Linked DNA regions of Homo sapiens: region 2 is linked to region 1. Evidence: chromatin contacts called from ENCODE Hi-C or POLR2A ChIA-PET data. All regions are on one chromosome and are shown on one strand. The core of a region is the stretch at or near the end of the contact, and the rest is flanking DNA. Distances in the headings are between cores, read along the strand shown.

Evidence for each region. A loop is a pair of places that touch in the nucleus more often than their neighbours do. ChIA-PET counts read pairs that join two places held with the same protein, here RNA polymerase II (POLR2A). Pooled maps may share reads with other maps.
Region 2: a loop to region 1 is called in a pooled map, with 4 times the contacts of the local background. The contact joins the promoter of MIEF1 here to the enhancer-like site in region 1. A Hi-C loop is called at or near these places in 2 of 50 pooled maps. POLR2A ChIA-PET finds 5 or more read pairs at or near these places in 4 of 52 experiments (K562, Panc1, WTC11 and 1 more).

What each region holds. Positions count from the first base shown.
Region 1 is chr22:39,265,074-39,268,209 of GRCh38, reverse strand. No RefSeq gene overlaps it. Among named protein-coding and RNA genes, the nearest start is that of PDGFB, 22 kb to the right of the region's middle. RefSeq lists enhancers at 1,140-1,409, 1,590-1,669. Within about 2 kb of position 1,431, at least 7 of the 41 ENCODE cell types and tissues checked have a DNase peak (open chromatin) inside an H3K27ac peak, as active enhancers do.
Region 2 is chr22:39,500,649-39,503,784 of GRCh38, reverse strand. It overlaps MIEF1 (mitochondrial elongation factor 1), which reads right to left and starts at 1,495. Exons shown (of 6, transcript NM_019008.6): 1 at 1,348-1,495. LOC105373035 (a long non-coding RNA gene) reads left to right here and starts at 1,625. Exons shown (of 3, transcript XR_938263.4): 1 at 1,625-1,751; 2 at 2,193-2,521. RefSeq lists a silencer at 1,097-1,206 and enhancers at 714-1,213, 1,307-1,356, 1,214-1,715.

The sequences.
Region 1 (3,136 bases), core at 182-2,681:
ATGTCACCTCCTGGGGCTTCTCTGCTCCTCTGTAGACCAGGCATGGCTCAGGTCCTTAGAAAAGCAACTGGGTTGAGTCAGAAGCATATCACACATGGCTTGCTGACCCAGGAATTCCATGCCAGCCAAGGAGCAACCCCTAAATATGGAAAAAGGAAAGCTATCTGTAGAAAGATATTAATCGAAATATATTATTTATAGCTTCGAAAAACTGGAAATAACTGAGATTTCCAACAATGAGGGAATGGCAAAATAAACCATGGAATATGGTTTGACAAAATATTAGGCAGCCAATAAAAATGAGGTTCAGAGAAGAGGAAAAAGAAACGAGATTACAGAGAGTGAAAGAACTAGAAAAGTGGCCATGATATAATGGCAGGTCAAAAAGGCAGGATACCACCTTTTTTTTTTCTTTTAATATACAGTATGACCTCAGCCCCATTTTTTTTTTAAAGTCCTCAAACAAAAAACTATGGAAGGAAATACATCAAACCTTAACAATGATTGTCTCTGGGTGGTGGGGCTGTGGGTGGTGATTTTTCTTCCTTATTTTGACTTTTCTGCAATTTTTAGATTTTCATAAATGAACATGTATTGTTGCTTTTATGGTAAAGATATTAAAAATGATTTTTTTTTGACGGAGTCTTGCTCTGTCGCCCAGGCTGGAGTGCAGTGGCATGATCTTGGCTCACTGCAACCTCCGCCTCATAGGTTCAAGTGATTCTCCTGCCTCAGCCTCCCGAGTAGCTGGGACTACAGGCGTCCGCCACCACTCCTGACTATTTTTTTTTTGCATTTTTAGTAGAGACAGGGTTTCACCATATTGGCCAGACTGGTCTCGAACTCCTGACCTTGTGATCCGCCCACCTCGGCCTCCCAAAGTGCTGGGATTACAGGCATGAGCCACTGTGCCCGGCCAAGACATTAAAAATGAAAAAAAAAAATCAAAGGAATTCGGGGTGGGGATGGGGTGGATGCTGTCTGTGCTCTGCCCTCGAGTCTCTGAGAGGGAGTTGGCATCAGGGAAGGTTCTAGGCTTGGAGGTGGCAGCCAGGTGTCAGGGGCTGCCTGTGTGATCCTGGGCAGATCCCTTTAGGCCTCAGTGGCACATCCTGTCAGATGGGGCCTGGTCACCTACTTTTCTTTTTTCTTTTGGAGAAAGGGTCTCATTCCTGTTGCCCAGACTGGTGTGCAGTGGCATGCCATCATGGCTCACTGCACTCTTGACTTCCCGGCTCAGGTGATCCTCCCACCTCAGCCTCCTGAGTAGCTGGAACTACAGGTTTGTGCCACCACACCCGGCTAATTTTTTGTATTTTTAGTAGAGACAGGGTTTCACCATGTTGCCCAAGCTGGTCTTTAAACTCCTGGCCTCAAGTGATCCGCCCACCAGCCTCCCAGAGTGCTGGGATTACTGACGTGAGCCACTGCATCTGCACCCGGGCCTCTGGCCACCTATTTGACAGAGCGTGTAGCAAGAACAGGAAGGGAACGTGGCTGAAAACAGTATCGTTGTTAGTTCTTAGGAAGGCCAGTTCTGTTTTCAGACACCCGGAAAGATGTCAGCGTTCTTACTGGGGTGTCCCTGGGAGTATTTTTAGTCCCAGAGGTACAGATGTTCCTGACTCATTTTGGAAAGTAGAACTGGGGTGATCTCTAGACACGCATCACTCTGTGTGGGAGGGGCATGGCCAGGAAGTCAGAGTCCTGGGTTCTAGGGCTGGCTCTTCCCATACTGCTGTGTGATCTTAGACGAGTCACTCAGGCTTCCTGGGCCTCAGCTTCCCCTGTGCAATGGGCTTTGGACACAGAGATCACTAAGATGAATAAACTCTCTGTTTAAACGAGGCCTTCTCCCCCAGGCCCTAAGGGGCAGGAACCCAGGAGTCTGAGAGTGAGCCCCTTACCGGCTGTGGTCCCCAGAAACTTTTTTTTTTTTTTTTCTTGAGACGGAGTTTCACTCTTGTTACTCCAGGCTGGAGTGCAGTGGCACAATCTCGGCTCATTGCAACCTCTGCCTCCCGGGTTCAAGCGATTCTCCTGCCTCAGCCTCCCGAGTAGCTGGGACTACAGGCGCGTGCCATCACGCCCTGCTAATTTTTGTATTTTATTAGAGATGGGGTTTCATGATGTTGGCCAGGATGGTCTTGATCTCTTGACCTCATGATCCACCCGCCTCGGCCTCCCAAAGTGCTGGGATTACAGGTGTGAGCCACTGTGCCCAGCCTCCCAGAACCTTCATATGTGTCCTGTTACCTTATTTCCAGCCACCCTTCCCTAGGGGAGTATGTATGTGTGTAAGGGTATGTGTGTGTGGGTCTATGGAAACTCAGTTCACCATGATGGGATCACCTTGTTTCCCTGGACCTCCTCAATGGTATTCCACTGCTCGGAGTGTCTAGTGGTGGGGGAGGATGGAGGCTGCCTCGGAGCAGGTGGTGTGTCCAGGAAGAGAGTGCCTGTGATGGACCGGACGCCCGTCCGTGTGGTGTGCACACACATCCCCAGCCCGCGCGAGCAGGGAGCTGTGATGGGGCCCGGGGAGTTTCTGGCTACCCTTGTCCTTGGTGCCATGAGGAACCTCAGAAAGGACTCAGTCCTGAGCACTCCCAGGCTCCCACTCTGACACATGTAGTAGATGTGTGCGACAAGCACATCACGTCCCTGTAGACGCAGCTCAAAGCCTAATCATGGTGCATGCACTTTCTGTGCTTTCTACAGGCCCAGCTTTCCACAGAACCAGCGCCAGGAACCTTCAGAACGATTCTGTGAGACAGGCACTGATTCTCTTCAGCATTTACTGATGGGGAAACAGAGGCTCAGAGAAGTTAAGAAACTCACCCAAGGTCACACAGCAGCAAGTGGCAGGCAGGATTCAAACCCAGGCTGTCTGGATCAGGCCCACACCGTGACTCACGCATAGACTCTTCCAGCTGCTGCTCTGGCGATAAGGAGAAGCCCAGCAGAGACCGGTGGCTTTCCACGGTCACGTCGCAGATTAGTGCAGAGCCCAGGCACACTCCAGGACCCTGGACTTGGGAATGGGTTCTTTGCCCATGAACGTGAGTGGAGCCATCTGTCAGAGTCCTGGCTTCTATGCCCAGCACGGGCCAGGCAAGCAGGCCAGTGGAGAATG
Region 2 (3,136 bases), core at 246-2,745, 240 kb before region 1:
GCCATACTTGAATCCTGGCACCAGCACTTACGAGCTGCATGACCGTGGGCAAGTCTCCTAACCTCTCTGTGACTGTCTCAGTTCCTCATCTGTGAAGTGAGGATAAAAATCATATTTTGCCCATACGGTTGGCATAAGCACTAAATGAGTTTAATGTATGTGAATATGTTTAGAACAGCACTTGGCACACACGAAGCACTCTATCAACAGCAGATATTATTAGTAGCACCTAGCCAGGTTTGTAAATGCTCAATAAATAATTACATTTAAGTATAAACTGCCACTGCCTTCCTTCAGTAACAATAAACCCTTACACAAGCATATCTGTAAAGTGCTTTGTTGCCCATGACCACATTTAAATTAAGAATCTAGAAGGTGGTCAGGGTTCTTAGTAACAGTAAATGCTTATTGCATTATATTGCACTATATACAACGTGCAATGTTCGAAGCATGTCTCACATAACAACTCATTCTGTCAGCTACCCTAGGGGTCAACATTACCCCATTTTAAGTGGAGGAAACAATCTCCCAGAGGGAAGTAACTTGCCCGCGGGCCCACAGCTGTCAAGGGGAGGGCTGCACTCCTGACCCCAACTCTGCCTGCCTCTGGAATGAGTTACCCTTTGCTGGAGCCGGACCGTGTGTACAGCACTTCTGGGTGCTCCACGAACTTTCCCAGCACAGCGCTTGGCACATACAAGGGGCTCAAAATTATGCGTAACGGAGAGAATTTCACAACGTCCCTATGTGGAAGAAATGATCACCTCCGTTTCAGAAATAAAGAAATGACACCAAGTGGGGGAAGTATTTGGCTGGAAAAAAAGATTGGACTTTGGGCCCAAAGTCCGCGAGCCCTTAGCCTCCGGCCTTGCTAACTTCCTGCGCAAGCTTGAGCAAGCCACCATCCCTGCCCATTTTTCCTCAACTGTTTAAGAGATCCCTCGGCCCTAAGGACCTCCCGATGCAGAAAATCAACAGAAGTGTTTGATGCTGTAAAAGGCGACTGTCACGGCGAGGGCTGTAACTACAAGGTCGCTGGGCGACTGGGCGGCTGAGCCCCAGCCAGTCTGCACTTCACCAACCGTGGGGGCCGGGCCGGGGTGCGGAGGCCCAGAGGCCAGGGCAGGCCTGCTTCGGGGCACTGGAGGTCTCCGAGGTTGGGGCGGGGCGGGGCAGCCGAGGGGTCTCCCAGGGGAAAGTCCAGGGCGGGATGGGGCGAGACCCCCGGCTGCATGCTGGTATCCTGACTCCGGGCCGCATGCGAGGCGCCGGCAGCAGCCTGAGAGGAGGCGCTGCAACCTCCCCGCCGCCCAGCCGCCGGCGGCCCTCATTCCTTCTCTCACTCACCCGCAGGCCGTGCGCGCTACCACTCCGCAGGACTCGCCTCTGGCCGGGTACCTCTCCCCGGGTCACCCATCAACATGGCCCCTTCACTTCCGGGACACGACCTTGCGCACGGAGCTGCGAAGGGGCTGAAGGGAGCACGAGGGCGAGTGGAGGCGGAGGGACTTCCGGTCTTCTCCAAGCTCTCTCTCGGGCCCCGCCCCCTGCGCATGATTCCGCCCCCCAATCCTGAGCCCCGCCTCCGTGTGTGACCTCACCAAGGGACTGGCCTGCAGAGGCCACTCGCGCCCCGCCCCCAGAGGACTCCGGTGTCCGGGTCCGGCTGTGGGTACCGGGGTGGTCCCGATGCTGGCAGAAGTTCAGAGGGCAGGAGGTAGCCTCGCTGTCCAACAAGGCTGCCGCACCGGGTAGGCCCCTCACCTGCTGGCAACCCCTTAGCCTGTCGGGGTACCTGGCCAGCCTCCTGTACTGTATATGCTGATCTCTGGCTGGGGCCCTGGGGTACCTGAGGGAATTCTAACACTAATATTCAGAGCTCCTCAAAACCCATTTTCTCAGATCGCCTTCTTTTCATCCCTCCATGCTGTTCCTACTCCCCAGGCCCCATGGCTTCTGGCAAACTCCTACCCTTCCTTCAAAGTCTACCTCAAATGCCCCCCTTCACTGGGAAATCTCTCCCAGCCCCTTCCTCGCCTCCCTCTAACACACTCACGTGCCTTCTTTGGGCCCCACGGAAATGTCTGCACATCTTACGCCTCATAATCTGTTCAACAACAAAACGTATTTCTTGGCGCCTACCATATGCCAGGCACTGTAATTTATCCATTTGCTTCTCTGTCTCTCACTAGATTTGAGGACGGAGGCCGTGTCTCTATGGAAGCTCCCTCCCCCAACTGCCTCCCTCCATGCCTGGCTCTGCCAAGCCCAGGGCCTGGGGCTTTGGAGTCCGGGGCCACCGGGGCCACCGCTGGCTCCTAGTTCCAGTTCCACCACTTAGGGACAGCTGCCCTCTGCCAAGTTTCCTAACCTCACCCAGCCTTGGGGCTGTGGTGAGGATTAAAAGGTAATATCTACCAGTAGAGGGGTGGGCAATTGCAGAATAGTCAGGCTATCTGATAAAAGGACGAGAACCAGGAGAAGAACATTGCAGGGAAGAGCATTTCAGGCCTCCCCCCAGGTAAGCCTTTAAGCTCAGCGTGGTCTAGGAGCCACAGGGAGAAAGCCAGTGCTTTCGCAGCTGAGTGAGCAGGAGCTGGGAAAGAGGCCAGAGGGGAGGCCCTTACCAGAACTGGGAGGGAGATGGCGGGTGCAAAGGAACCACAGCAGGGTTCAGAGCCAAGAAGTGCTGGGATCTGACTTCCCTTTCAATGGGATCTGTCTGGCTTGAGAATAACGGAATGGAACCAGGGCTGAGGCAGGGAGACCAATCAAGAGTCTGTTGCAGGGCTGGGCACGGTGGCTCACGTCTGTAATCCCAGCACTTTGGGAGGCTGAGGTGGGCGGATCTACTTGAGGTCAGGAGTTCGAGACCAGCCTGACCAACATGGTGAAACCCCATCTCTACTAAAAATACAAAAATTAGCCGGGAGTGGTGGCATTGTACCTGTAATCCCAGTTACTTGGGAGGCTGAGGCAGGAGAATTGCTTGAGCCTGGGAGGCAGAGGTTGCAGTGAGCCAAGATCACGCTACTGTACTCCAGCCTGGGCGACAGAACAAGACTCGGTCTCAAAAAAAAGAAAAAGAAAAGAAAAGAAAACCAAGATGGAGAGAGGCATAGTAGTTTCTAAGACA